2 separate regions of the Mus musculus genome follow, and region 1 is linked to region 2. A link is a loop called in an ENCODE intact Hi-C map of the cell type or tissue named here. Cell type or tissue: left cerebral cortex. All regions are shown on one strand. Links, peaks and the distances in the headings refer to the core of each region. The heading gives the core; the rest is flanking DNA.

What was found. Peaks named below come from ENCODE experiments on the same cell type or tissue, not always from the same donor. Only the 100,000 strongest peaks of a DNase experiment are listed, where the experiment ranks them.
Region 1: a loop joins it to region 2, with 3 times the contacts of the local background. A loop is called at or near these places in 17 of 42 quality-filtered maps.

What each region holds. Positions count from the first base shown.
Region 1 is chr8:126,096,424-126,103,839 of GRCm38, reverse strand. The region is part of intron 1 of Gm46072 (a long non-coding RNA gene); the gene reads right to left. Among named protein-coding and RNA genes, the nearest start is that of Gm46072, 27 kb to the right of the region's middle. In left cerebral cortex, for the core only: a CTCF peak has its summit at 3,759 (motif pointing left); no DNase peak of the experiment used is centred there.
Region 2 is chr8:125,952,128-125,959,543 of GRCm38, reverse strand. It overlaps Gm31069 (a long non-coding RNA gene), which reads right to left and starts at 2,593. Exons shown (of 2, transcript XR_388208.3): 1 at 2,489-2,593; 2 at 1,566-1,795. In left cerebral cortex, for the core only: a CTCF peak has its summit at 3,689 (motif pointing left); DNase peaks (open chromatin) are centred at 1,625 and 3,671.

The DNA of each region.
Region 1 (7,416 bases), core at 2,137-6,136, 140 kb before region 2:
GATCACACAGAGAGATGACCAAGGTGGATACTTGGTTCATTTCCACCTTTCTATATTTTCTGGGACCGCAGCGCATGGAGTGATGTGGTGCATGCTCAGGGTAGGACCTCCCATCAAAATTAAACCAATCAAAGACACTCTCACTGACATGCCCAGAGGTCTGTCTCCTAGGTGACTGTAAATCTTGTCAAATTGACACTTTAAACCACCACAAAGACATTTCATATACAAATTGTACTGGGCACACAGATATCTACTGCTTTGTTACTTTTTCCATATTTCAACGGGACATAAATCTTATAGATTACTTGTATTTATCCCACATTTAAAAGCAATTCCAGCATCTTTAAAAAGGAAATGAGAAACACCCCATGGGGCTAAATATCTCAATTTTGTTTTGCAGATGTTGTCATAGTATGTGGATCCATGATTACCCATGTGCCGTATGTGTCCTTTTAGAAATATAAATCATGTCATGACTAACATGAAGCACAGACTCTTAAATATTATTGATGACATTTCAGAGAAATCTGTAGAGTTTTGCATTGGTGTGGGACTGCTGCACAGAACTTCCCTGTAGGAGAGAGGATGGGGCTCAGGAGACTCAAGAAGTAAACAACCCTCATAAGAAGCCAAAACCTGCAAAGTTCACAAGGATGGTCCCAGGGTTATAAATCGGTAAGCAGGTGCTAGTGTAGGACCCCCAATATGGGGACCCACACTCTAGTCCAGGGATAGGGTGCACCCATGAACACGCAAGAATCCTTCTTGTTGCAATACACACAAGGCTTTATTGGCAGAGCTCTGGGCCTACACGTACCTCACACAGGAGGCAGGGGAGTTGACCCCGAGTCTCCAGAGCTAGGGGTTTTTATGGAAGAAAAGGGGATAGGGGTGAGAGGAATTTCAACAAAGGTATGGGATTGGCTCATTCAAACATTAACAGTAAGATTACATGTCAGCCAAAGGGCATCAGGACTTTGTTCCTGTGGGCCGGGGGCTTATCTTTGTTCACATAGCAACCAGTTGACGTATGACTTTACCCAGCACCAAGGGGCAATAGACAGAGGGGAGGTTCTGGCCAGATGGTGTCAACTCAGACAAGATAGCCTTGCCTGCGTCCTTGCATTCTTTTTCATCTTTACAGTCAAGATCCCTGCCCTGGCATCCGGGCTCATAGACAACTCTTTTACATGGATCACACATTATAAAATCTCATTTTCCTTCGCTAGGAAGGAGATGCTATGACCAGCCTTTATGCCAAGAGGAAATCCTTGGACCTATCAAGGTGTCTGCAGGTTGTGTAGAGAGCTTGGGGTACAGCTATTGTGGGCTATACCCATGAGATTTTCCATGATGCACCCAATTTTGTAAACAGTGCCTTGCCCATGCTCCTGTTAGCAAATCCCCATAACAATCATCACTTCACCAAGTTGGACTTTGATGCAATCATTACTCTGCCTTGGGTTCCCTTTTTGAGTTAAGTAGACATGCATGCTCTGTCTCCCCGGGTAAACTCTTACACACAAAGGGAACCCAGAAAGGTTCCTGTAAGGATGGGGATCATAAACAGCAGGCTCACATGTAGGAGGATGGTCAAGATTGTGCCATGATGAGGTTACAGAGCATAGAGGTAACAAGAGGCAAATGTGAGGGTAGAGAAGAATTCTCACAGTGGATTGTACAGTAGAGCAGTTCTCTCTTGTCTTAGGAAGGCTGGGGTGGGTGCTCCGTGAGCACTCAGGACAGATCCACTCCCAGGCTGAGTGCTTCTCAGAGACAGACACACAACAGACCACAGCAGGAGCTTTTAAACAACTCCTAATGTTAGGGTCCCACTCCACACCTGCGGAATCTGAGCTCCTAAGAAGAAGGCTTGCCCGACTCTGCTTAAAATCTTCCTAGGTAGCTGGACTTTGCCTCTGGGACTGAGAAACACACTTGTAGCTCTAAAACCACATCAAGGGAAACAGAAAAGAAATCTCAGTAGCAAAAACTATTGTGTCCTATTTTGGTACCGGGAAGCACTCGCAGCATGGATCCAGAAATGTTACTGGGGGAAGTGTCTCCAGGCAGGCAAAGTGGAGCACTCGACAGAAGCATTTACTGCAACATCTAAAGACTGGGTTCCATCCCTGGGATCCATCCAGTGTAAGGTGAGGACTAAATCCTACACGCTGTCCTCTGATTTCCACACAAACTTCATGGCATGTGCTCATATACACATAACTGCAATTAAAAAAAAAAGTGACCCTGGATGTCTGGTAATTCCCTTCCCTGCACAGCATCTACCTGCAAACTTGTTTACTAGAAAACTTTAACTTCCTGGAGCCCTTTCCTTTGCCATACTTCACTATGAGGAAGGGAGGAGATGCAGCCATGCACACAAAACAGAACACATGGAAATGGAAAGGGAATAGGGATCTCCGGGCAGATGTGAGGGTCAAGAGCAATGTGTGCTTAGCTTTCTGCGCATCCCAGAGTGCCAAATCTCACCCTTGTGTTCCCTGCCGTGTCTCTTGAAGATCCCTAAGCACCTGTAACTGGAAGACCTCTTGGGGATATCTGTACTGATGGTCTGCTATCTTTGGTTTTTCACTTTGTGGTGGTTTGAAAAGATTTGGCCCTGTGGACTCATGTGTTTGAATATTTAACCATAGGGAGTGGCACTATTCAGAGATATAGCCTTATTGGAGGAGGTGTGGCCTTGTTGGAGGAAGTGTGTCACTGGAGGCTGGCTTTCAGGTCATATATGCTCAAGCTATGCCCACTGCTGTACATAGTCTCCTTCTGCTGCCTGTGGATCAAGATGTAGAACTTTCAGCTCCTCCAGCTCCATGTCTGCCTGCGCACTGCCATGTTTCCTGCCATGGTGATAATGGACTAAGTCTCTGACATTGTCAGTCAGCCCAAATTAAATGTTTTCCTTTATAAGAGTTGCTAAGGTCATGGTGCCTCTTCACAGCAATGGAAACCCTAACTAAGACACACTTTAAGCTCCCAGACATTATATCTAAGCAAGATTTCACACCATCAGCAGAGTCCCTGGTATAATTTTGGGGTTGAGGCAAAGTCAGGCCAGGATCCCAATGCTTTGCCAATACCGTCTCTCCTAGGGCTATAGTGAGAATGAAATCCCAGCCAGGGAAGGCTGCAAGCCTCATATTCAGAAGAAACAGGTGAAATTCAAGGGCTTGTTCAAGAACAGTCACAAAGGACTAGCAGGCAAGCATTGGTCCCCAGTCTTATGCCTTCTCACCCTCTACACGAAGATACTCAAATAGTGGAACAAAATAGATTAAAATTCTAAAAATTAATGAATTTGTTAACTCAAATTAATTAACTAACTATTTAATTTAAAAGAGGGGCTGGAGAGATGCCAGAGAGAAAATATCGAGGAGGGAGAGGCTATAAAACCTCCAGGTCTGTTTCCAGTGACAGACTTCCTCTTCAAGGTTCCACAACCTATCAAAACAGCGCCACCATCTGGGAAGCAAGTGTTCAAACAATTGAGCCTATTGGGCAACAAATCCCATTCGAACACTCAGAGTGAATGTGGGAGCCTCATCTGTCAGGATGGAGCTGCTGTCGCCTGCAGGAGTTTCAGTTCCTGTCACAAGATGCTTTCTCGCCCCGTTCCTCTTGAAATACGAGGTGTTTGCAGGAAGGAGTGGTCCAGAGAAACAAGCAATCAGAAAGGCAAGATGGTATCTGTAAGGTCAGTGGGACTGTCCTTTAGGTTTAGGGTAGTGACTGGAGACCCCTGGTGGTTAGAAAGCATGTTGCAAAGGTTAAGAGCTGAAGACCACTGTTGTATTAAATAATTCCTAGCCCAGGGTTTCTACCCAACCCCCTTTGGTTATTGAGTTCCTGGGGGGAGGAGGGAACACACACAGCCTTTATGTTTTTAATAAACCTTAAACAGCACAGTACCTGGGCAGCTGCCTACCTTCCATGCTGTTAGAATCTACTTTCCTATTGATAACCCCAAGTCATTACTTACTATGTTTCACCTGGGCTGCTCTTAGCTCCAGTTGGCCAGCCCTCATGGACACATTTTTATGGCTTAGTTAACCTATGGCGGCTCTCTCTTTCCCTTCTCTCCTGCATGTTCTTCTTCTCTCATGGTCCTTCTCCAACCCAAGCCCTCAAAACCTAAACCCTACCTATGTCCCTCTGCCCAGCTATTGGCTGTTGGCATCTTTACCAATCAGAAATAACTTGGAGGCAGGGTCACTTGTGTGCGGACTCTCTCCTTGTCGCTAGGGCAACCAGTTTTGGAAGCCCAAATAAACTTCACATTAGAAGACAAGCAGCATCAGGCCAACCCACTACAGACCAGTGGATTGTAAGGTCCCTACAAATTCCCACAGTATTTTAGTTCTTCTTGTTTTGCTGTCTTTGTTCTTAAGTGAAGAGAAGAGAGACTTGGTAATTTTAGAAAGTGAACATTTCTTAACGACGAACATGTCTATGTGCAGAGCTGAGCACCTGTAAAGTAGGAATGGAGAGCAAAGGAAAGAAGGCAGAGTTGTCAGGCTTCTGCCCCCCTGTACTCAGCAGACGTCTGTTGCTGTGACAAACACCATAGAGAAACAACTTATCAAGTAGAAAGGTTTGCCTTGAGTTGTGGCTCCCATCCATGGTTAGCAGGATTCTTTGCAATGAACATGAGCCAAGACCGGATATCGTGGTGGTGACACACAGCACTGACTGGCCAAGAGACATAGTGTCCCTGAATCATTGCCTCCCTCTCTAGTTCCACTGTGCTCCCAGCCTAGGGGATGGTCCCGCCCACATTCAAAGTCCGTCCACATTCACAGATCCTCTCTACTTTGGTTAATTATCTCAGGAAGCACTCTAACAGTCGCTCCCAGGGGATCATTTCAATCCAGTCAAGATTAACCATCATAGTTACCCATCAGGCATCTGTAAACTGAGTGAAGAGTCTGTGCATTTAGACAAAACTGCAGTCCTTGCTGCAAAATTGCACCCGCTCCCTCACTAAGCAATGGTCAGAGAGTCACGCCAACACATATGTTTTCTTCACTAAGGGAATTAATAGAGCAGGGCCAGGGGTTGGCCTCATCAGTAACATGTCTGCTGTAGGACTACTAGGATCACCACCAGACCCATGGGACCACTGACTTACACCCGTGATAGCAGTTCTGAGAAGATGAAGACAGGCAAGCCCAGGTCCCAGTGAGGGACTCTGCTTCAAAGATAGACAGTACCCAAGGAATGACACCTGTGGCTGGTCTCCGAGGTCCACATGAACCTACATACCCATGCACACCCATCCACGGACACATACACAAATATATTGAAGTAAGTGTGTTCTGGTAGTGAGGAGTGTTCCATAGTTGGGGGTATTAAGGAATCCCATCATCCCAGCAACCCTCAAAATGTTTTATTTTCACTTTCTCCACAAGAAAAGTCTGATTCTTCCTTGAGTGGAGAAGTCACTATTGGCCTTGAATTGATTACACACTACTCAGGTTTTTTTATTTTACCCCAGGCATCCTGCAACAATTGCCAGATTGGGAAGGCTAGAAGGTGTTAGATTAAGTCTGGAGTCAGGAGTCTCTTGACATCTTGAGACTAGTGAGCTGTCACGGATTCAGATCCAGTTTAGCTCTGACGAGAGCTAAGAGGATATCACTGTTTGAATAGGAAAAAGCCCACCCTAGCCTCCTGATTTGAGTAGTTGGTCCAAATTGAGAGAGAAGTTCTGGAAACAAGAGATGGTATGACCAGAGCTGTTATGTTTATAACCCGGGCCCTGGGAGCCATAAAAAGCTAGACTGCACCCCTGTCCTCCCTAGGCCAATTAAACAGACAAGAGACAAGCAATGTTGGGAAGAGGAACAAAGGGGTGCAGTGACCCCCAAGTTCATCATCAGAGTCCTGACAGGAGGTTTGGATTGAATTGAGGGCGTGTGTGCATAGCTAAGCCATGCTGGTCAAGTGTGGTTCCGCCCATCGCTGACCTTGCTCTCAGCTCCTGCCCTGCACAGCGATCTGACAGGTTGTCAGAGCTGTGTGACATCTCTTCCTGGGAGACAAGTTGTCCCTCTCACTGGCGCCAGGCTGCATCCTTGCCCTTCCCCCAAGAAGATACTCCTAGGAAATTCAAATTTCTTGGAGACTATTACTTTAATAGTCTGATGGCCAAAGTGTGGGACGCAATGCCTCTCTTCAGAATACCTCCACTCCCGTGAGGATGGTTATGGGAGCTGACTGAGCAGAAGGAAGGAGGTCACCTGGAACTGGTTATACCTAGCCATTTCCTGTCTTGCTCTCTGCTTCCTGGATGTGGTGCCGTGGGCTGCTTGCTGTGACCCTCCCTGTGGTGAAGCACTGAACCCAAATAGGCCTTTCCTTCGTTAATTCGCTCTTTGATTCCTCATAGCTATGTCAAAGTAACCAATTCAGGGCTTCAAAACCATCCGCTGGGTTCTGGCTCCATTCTTCCTCAAGTCCTGTAATCTGTCCACCCACATACACCTACCTGCCACATCCTGAGAGGACAAGTCAGCCCTCCCACCTTCTCCTACCCTTTATACTCTGGAGGTTCTTGAAGTGGGCTGAACAGTGGTTAGCATTGGGTAGGAGTGACGGCTGATCTTCCTTGTCAGTTTAACTGGGTCTGGAATTAAGTGAGACAGACTCTGTGCTGATCTGTGTGGGCATTTCCAGGAAGGATGAACAGGGAGAAGATAGAAAGATGGCCTCAGAAGAAAATGATCTGTCTTTCCCTGCCCACATCTATCCTGCTAGTGAGCACCAGGTTGCTGCAGCTGCAGCCACCGCTGTCCTTCAGTGATATTGTGACTCAGCTTCTACATCCTTACAAGAAGGACTGAAGATCAGTAGTGTCTCCAGCACCATACTGGGAGTTCTGAGGCGCTGGCCTTGCCAACTGAGTGGCCACTGGTCTCAGTCTCTCTAAAACGTGGATAGCGATGCTGCTGTGCTGCGCAGCCCACACAGTGTAAGCCAAGCTCCACGCATATGCAGTCTGTCAGTTCTGTCCCTCCCTAGAACACCCCACCCCCGACACTCAGCCGGTGGCTCAGAGAGGAGGAAGAGGGAAAGTGTGAGCTTTAGATAATTTACAAGCCTCATGCTTATTTCTTTCAGAATTAAGGTTGCCTGTATACGTTTGGGAGGAGAGAGGAGAAAACAGAACACAAAGTAAGAAGGAAATTACAGAGGAGGAATAGAACATCTCTTTTGAGTTGCTACCTCCACTTAAAATATTTAGCAGAAAGAGTGGGTGTCAGGCAGAGGAATTGGAAACAATGTTGCCATACAAGAAACCAGGAACATGCTTTCTCCTTCCTGCCCGCCAGCCTGGGAACTCTGGTTACAGGTCACCTGTAGGCAAGATAAGTAAGCCCCTGCAAGTCCCTG
Region 2 (7,416 bases), core at 1,550-5,549:
CCCCTCACTGTGGCCACCTTGACAGGCACACTGTAAAGGATTCACAGGAAACAGAAGGGCAGAAAGAAACATCCCACGTCTACAGATGCTCATGAGTCACTGGGAAACCCTGTGGGAGAACCAACTGGTACCGTCATGGAAGTGTATGCTTGGAGTAAATGCTGTGTCCTCTGGTTGACAGCTCTGACAGCTCTGGCCCAGAACTGCCAAACCAGATGGTTGCTGCTACTGCTTTTTTTTTTTTTTTTTTTTTTTTAAGCTGGTGCAGGCGTGGTGACACATACCTGTAATCGCAGCACTGGAGAGAAACAGGCAAGAGGGGCTTGAATTTGAGATTAGACCTTGCCGAAAAGAAGGAGGAGGAGGAGGAGGAAAAGGGAGAAGGAGGAGGAGAAGGAGAAGAGGAAGAGAAAGCAAGAAAGAAGAGGAAGAAAGAAGGAGGGGAAGAAGAGAGAGAGAGAAAGGAAGGAAGGAAGAAAGAAAGAAAGAAAGAAGAAAGAAAGAAAGGAAGGAAGGAGGTGGAAGAGAAGAAGAGGAAGAAGAAGAGAAAGCAAGAAATAAGGAAGAGGAAGAAAGGAGGAGGAGGAGAGGAAGAGGAAGAATAAGAGGAAGAAGAGGAGGAGGAGGAAGAGAAGGAGGAGGAGAAGTCGAAGAAGAGGAGGAGGAGGAGAAAGAGGAGAAAAAGGCGAAAGCACAAAAGCATTGTGGACCCAAGACATCACAGATTCATAAAATTGTATGTGTGCCTGTGGCATGTGAAGCTGAGGAACAGCAGAGTGGGTGATGGGCAGAGGTGGTGTGGGGGGCAATGGGGTACAGTGATTATGCTCAAAATGTACTACACACTCATGAAATGGCCTTGAGTAGCCCTGTATAATGAAAGGGGAAATGGAAAAAAATATTTCTAAAGAAACATATGGCATAGACTAAGAAACAGGAAATTGTTGGGATCTAGACTCAAGCAAGCCAACAGGGGAAGGCGGCATTTCTGAGAGTGTTAAGCTCTGCCCCTGTGTGTGCTTGATACTAAAGAATTATTACTTTATGTGTGTTAAGAACATGGAAGCTAGAGAGGCGGTTCAGTCACTAAAAACGAACACTTCCCAGCCTTCCGTTCCTGGCACCCACACTGGTGGGCTTGCAGCTGCCTGTAACCCCAGCTCTAGGGGATCTGATGCTCTCTCTCTCTCTCTCTCTCTCTCTCTCTCTCTCTCTCTCTCTCTCATAATTGGAAACAAAAATAAATCTAAAAACTCTAAAGAATGGGGATATTTTGTTGGGGATATTTTGTTACATTTGCAAAGGAAAAAGAGCGGCTCCTTCTCTGTTCACCCCCTCCCCCTGAGGTGTTCACAGAGCTCATGAGTGCTCTGCAAACAGGCCAGCCCCATGCAGTTCTCAGAAGGGGTCTAGCACCTGCTCAAGGGCCCCATTCACAGAATGTCTGTCTTGAAACTCTCCCCCCTCACCTTGAGTTCTCTAATCCTCTTCAAAGGCCCCTCTGGTATCAGAGTTGAAGCATGATCCTAGTTTCTGAAATAACCTTTTCAATAACCAGATAAGGATGCTTTTGTAACCTCATTTAATGAACATTTAAGGAAAGGAATGAGGTGCGCAAACCACTGCATCATCTTCGTTTCACACTCTCCTTTCAGCCTGAATAACTAAGTCTTGCTTATTGCTCATCCAGCGCAGTCAGCTGACGTCATTTCCATGTTCAACTGTTGGTCCTCACAAGCCAACCAGAGGTGACTGGAACAAATTCTTCCTTTCCTGTGTGGAATGCCAGTTATGGCTGCGGGAAGGAACAGAAGGACGCTAAGCAATTTTGAGTAGAAAATGCCTCTCAGGGCAGTCACCACTTAAATTTTCCCCTAATAAAGTCTGCTGTGACTGTCAGAAAAATTTTATTACACCATCATTAAAGAGCCAGGGCAGCTGGACTTTTCCTTCAGGGCCTAAAAATATTGGTAATTTTTTTTTTTTTGCAAGTCAGACCACAGCGTGAGAGCTCATCAGAGAGCCATTAGAGCTGCACGGGCTCACTTAGTCAGACCGCTCGTCCTGTGGATCTCAGCAGGGCAGAAAATAGGACTTGGCACCTTTGACAACAAGAACACATTGATCCACTCGTTTGAGTCCCAGGCTCTGAATCGATATGGGCTTCAGAGGCTCTCTGAAATTTATGCCCATTTCCTTTTTTCTCCTTCTGCTTAACCCAAGCCTTAGTACGACCTAGAAAAAAAAAAGTAGGTTTGATTTGAGTTCCTATGACATCATTAAAGACACTCTGGACCATGTGTCCAGAGTCCAACCACGATGTCCTAGGATGTCCTGAGTCTCTGATAACAAAATATTCTTTGTTTACTCATCATGGTGAGAGACAGGACCAACAGACAGAGTATATACTAAATTTATTAGATTGGCTTACGGGATACAGGGAGGACAATCTAACTGTAACTGACAACCGGGAGGCGAGCCGACTTACCAGTCACAATCTTACTGAAGGCCTGGAGGATTCCCAGAGAGCTGCTAGCCTTCAGTCCTGCTGGAAAGCTGAAGAGGCTGGGCTCCCGTGGCAGTGGGGGATGCCAACAGCTCGCACAAGCAAGAGGCAAAGGAGGGCAGGGGTAAAAGAGGCTCTCTGCATTCTTGCCGGGAACCCTCTGCCCAGCATCCCTGGTCGAATCACCAGGAGCTCCCTGGGGTCATTTTCTCAGGCAGCGGTGAAGAATTTTACAGTGTGTCCATAGACACCAAGCAGGGACAGGGAATATCTTGCTTGCCTCACAGAAACTCCAGATTTCCCAACATGTCACCTGGATTTAAAAATCTGAAAACAGTTAAGCAGGTGTCACTGGGTGGGGGACAACTCGAGTTACTGTGATTTTCCCAGAAGCACATGCGGCCTGGTCAGGGCAGGTGTTAGGGTGTGCTCTCCAAGGGTATTCTTACACACATGTGTGCACACCTCAAACAGTGGATGTGTGCTTTCCTGCCAGGACTCATTCTCCTTGTTCTTTGAAGGTGCTTATGTATATCATTGAGGAAGAATTTTGGAGAATATATAGAAATCTGGAAATTGACCATTGATTCAATATGGCAACCAACCCAAGAGGGAGCTGGGTTGTGTCTTTGGTAAAGCCCAATGAATGGCATAAATAAGACGTTCCGCCCCAGGGATGGGGGAGGTGGTTTAACTAGTAAAGCGGTTCTCTCACAAGCCTGGGAACCTGGATATGGTTACCCAGAACCCATGGGGGAAAAGCTGTAAGAACAATAATTGGTGGAAAGAAAGAAAGAAATGACCTGTTGTCACCAAACAGCCCTCAAAGCAAGGTCAACTCATGCCCTGTCATCCCAGTTGTCCCCACAAAAGCAAGCTCACAAGTGAGATGCCACCATTGTCACCAGCTCAGCTCAATCTAGATAGAAATAGAAACCATCATCTATCTTTGCCTAGTAGACCCCACAGATCTACAAAATACCCCCAAATAGTGCCTTCAGATCGCACTGAGCCACAGCCAGTGACCATCTGAGTCCCTGAATCGATGAGTTTTTGTTCATCTTTTCTATGTCGCCGCTTTGTACTTGGTTATTAGGACCCTGTCTCTAAAGGACACACAGCAAATTAAGCCTCTAAGCCTCAAACTGAAGTCTGGGGTTGGTAGAGTATCCAGGTTTAGAGCGCCCCCGTGTGGTGTCTCTGGAGAAATACCAAGTCTGACCACCATGGTTTTTTATGTCTGTCTCCCTGCTTTGCTCCCGTGTTCCTGGTTTGCTCTGGTTCCTTTTCCTTTCACTGTGCCCAATGTCAGTGGGCAGCGATAATCCCAAAGAGCCCCCGTAAAGGTCTCACTGCGCTGGCTGCGAAATACAGCCCGCCATTCACACGGACAGTTTTCAGTAGAGACCACATTTGGTCTTTCTGGTTGTTCTCGCCCAAGAAATGAAATGCCCTCTTAGCACAACACAGAACAGCCACCAGGATCTGTGGGATCTCACCCCACAGTATTGGTGTGTGTGTGGGGGGGGACATTGTGGTGTGCCAGGGTCTGCTGGGCTCTGCTAAGCGGCAGATTGAGGTACCAACATGCATAGGGTTTGAACTCGTAAACCACGTGGCGCTGTTAATATGGGCACAATGCAGAGTCACCTGCCGGGGCTTGGGTAACCTACAAGAGGCAGAATCTCCAAAGAAACCCGACCCACTCTCCCCCAAAAGCCACCAGTTGCCAACAGCTCTTCACAGGGGTAGGGTTTTATGAAGCACACTGGGGTTTCGACTGGCTTGATGTTGTGTAAGTCTTGCACGTGCAGTCCCGGCTGTGAACTCGGGTGCACAACAATCCTATCAGGTCCAAAAGATACTGTTTCACATAGTCGCCCGACACCTCCGACTCTCACAGTCTTCCCTCTCCCCTCTCCCACAAGGATCTGAGAGCATTTGGTGGTAGGTATGCGATACAGACACGCCCACTCAGGGCTGAGCACTCTTAATTTTTTGCACCTTAGCTAGTTGTATCTACATCAATTGCCATCTTGGTTGGGTTTTTAAACCTTATCTGCTTGGGAAATTCCAAACTATATGAATATTCTAATTGGAAGAATTAGACAAGACATGGCTATTGTGAGCACCTCAAACAACAGGGAATGTTCTGAATATGGTGATGTTGGCATGTCCTTCCATGTCAGATGTAGACAGACTCTGGCCTTTTCCTTTACTTTTTCTTATTTATTTTATTTTATTTTATTTTATTTATTTTTACCACCTGTATGATATTCCATGGGATATATATATATTACCAAGTATATAGTGTTCTTTGATTGTAATGTGCAGATCTGGTTCCATCTCCTTCCTACTTCCTCTTGGCGCTTCATGGAGGTATGCAAGAGAGTCGGGGGCCCAAAGGGACCTGCAGGTATGAGCAGCTTTGGCTCCAGATAATGAGCTAAGAGTGGGTTGATCATCTTGGTCTTGGCTTCCCGAGAGCCCATGGTGGTATAAGGATGAATCTTGAGTGTCAACTTGTTGGAATCTGGAATCAACTAAGAGACAAACCTTTGGGTCTCTCTGTGAAGGTATTTCCGGGGAGAATTAACTGAGGAAAGAAGACCCTCACCTAGAGTGGGCAACACCTTCCAGCGGTTGCCCAGATACAAAGAAGACTGAGAGGGAATTAGTACTGCCTGTCTGCCTCTGCATCACGTTACTAAGCAAATCCACGCTGTTGCTGTTGCTGTCACTCTTGCCTGACATCAGAATCCAACTTCTTTGGCCTTCCAATGTGGACTGGAGACCAGAGGCTCTAGGATTCCCAAGGCTTTGAGGACTGCCTAGGATACTGAGGGTTCTCCAGTATGTGGACAATATCACATAAGCTGATCTAACAAACCTCTTTTGTATTATATATCCATTCTCTTTGTTCTGTTCCTCTAGAGAACTCCAACTAATACAAGCCAGATACAGCACCCAGCACCTCCTAGAGGGAGACTTCTGGTGCCCTTGAGATGAGGACAGTGGGCATGCACACGGACACCCCTTATCTTGAAGCCCAGGACACCAGCTTCTTTGTTCAGTGACCATGGAGGTAATGGGTTGATTCTCCCTCTGATGTCCCCATTTCTACATATAATGTTTTTGTTTTAATTTAAGAAGTCTTATGTCGGCCAAGCAGTGGTGGCGCATGCCTCTAATCCCAGCATTTGGGAGGAAGAGGCAGGCAGATTTCTGAGTTCAAGGCCAGCCTGGTCTACAGAGTGAGTTCCAGAACAGCCAGGGCTATACAGAGAAACCCTGTCTCGAAAAACCAAAAAAGAAAAAAAGAAAAGAAAAAGAAGTCTTGTGTCTTAGGGTTTTACTGCTTTGAACAGACACCATGTCCATGGCAACTCTTATAAGGATAACATTTAATTGGGGCTAGCTTATAGATTCAGAGGTTCAGTCCATTATCATCAAGGTGGGAGCCTGGCAGCATCCAGGCAGACATGGTGCAGGAGGAGCTGAGAGTTCTACATCCTCATCTGAAGGCTGCTAGCAGAAGACTGGCTTCCAGGTAGCTAGGATGAGGGTCTTAAAGCCCATGCCCACAGTGACACACCTACTCCAACAAGGCCACACCTTCCAACAGTGTCACTCCCTGGCCCAAGCATATACAAACCATCACACCTTGCTTCCCTGGAACCCTGGGAATTTCTTCTCCTTGGATGAAGCCCCCACCCCCACACTTCTGCCCTTTGGGGCACAGGAGCCATTGTGGCCTCCGTGTAACATGCCTGTTAACATTGGCTTGCAGTTGCATCTGGGCACAAGGGGAGAGAAGGGATTTTACTGAATCTGTTTTCCATGAACCTGTTATTAACTACTCCAGACCCCAGCACAAACCAGCCACCAGGGCAAGCCCATGCAAAGCAGCTTTGGATGTTAATGGTAAGGTATCTCTCTCCCACCGGAACTGTCCCCGGTCAATCATGATTCGATGAAATGGTCAATAGAATTCCCTTACCATGCTTTTCATGTTGAAAAAAAAAAAATGGGCTGGGTTTCAGTGGGATATCGCCATGGAGAAGTCCTGGCCTCTGAGCAGGAGGGGGAAAGGATACCGTGGAATCTAAGATGATTTTGGTTGCTGATGTCAGAAATCACAACAAAGAGACACAGTCTGTAAGTGAAAGTGAAGGCGTGGGTGATGTGCCAGCAGGTATCAGTTACATATAGAATCTTGGCTGAGGCGGGACCCCGTGTCCACTTACCTCTCAGTGCTGGGACGCCATCCGACTTGAACCTGTACACAAGCTGCTACAATCTCTGTGAGTTCTTACGTACATCTACCCTGCTGTGTCTGGAAGGCTGTTTCCTCAGAGCCACCAACTACCTCTGGCCTTTGTTATCTTTCTGCCTCTTCTTCCACATAAACCTCTGAACTGTAGGGGAAGGGACTGATGCAGACATTCTATTTAGGACTGAGCGCCTCAAAGTCTCTCACTCTACACACTGCCCAGTTGTGGGTCCCTGTGTTGATTCCCACCTACAGCAAGAAGAGGCTTCTCTGGTGAGGGTGGAGAGAGGCTCTGATCTGTGAGCATGCGAGTATGTCATCAGGAGTCATGTTATCGCTCTTTCTTTGGCAGAATGATAGCAATATGTTTTCTCTTATGCACATGCCCCGTATAGTCTTGGGTTCTTGGCCGCTTTAACAGTGTCAGGTATGGGCCTTACATCCAATCAAAACGTGATTGGTTGCTCACACAAAATTTGTTTCACTATTCCACCACTCTATGTCGCAAGCCGGGTAACAAAGATTATTATGTTTCTCCTCAGTGTCATGCAGACACCATCACAGTATGAATGCTAAGTAGGGTGAAGCTGCTAGTAAGACACCAGCTTGGCCTTTCCATGTCCAATGATGTAAGGAA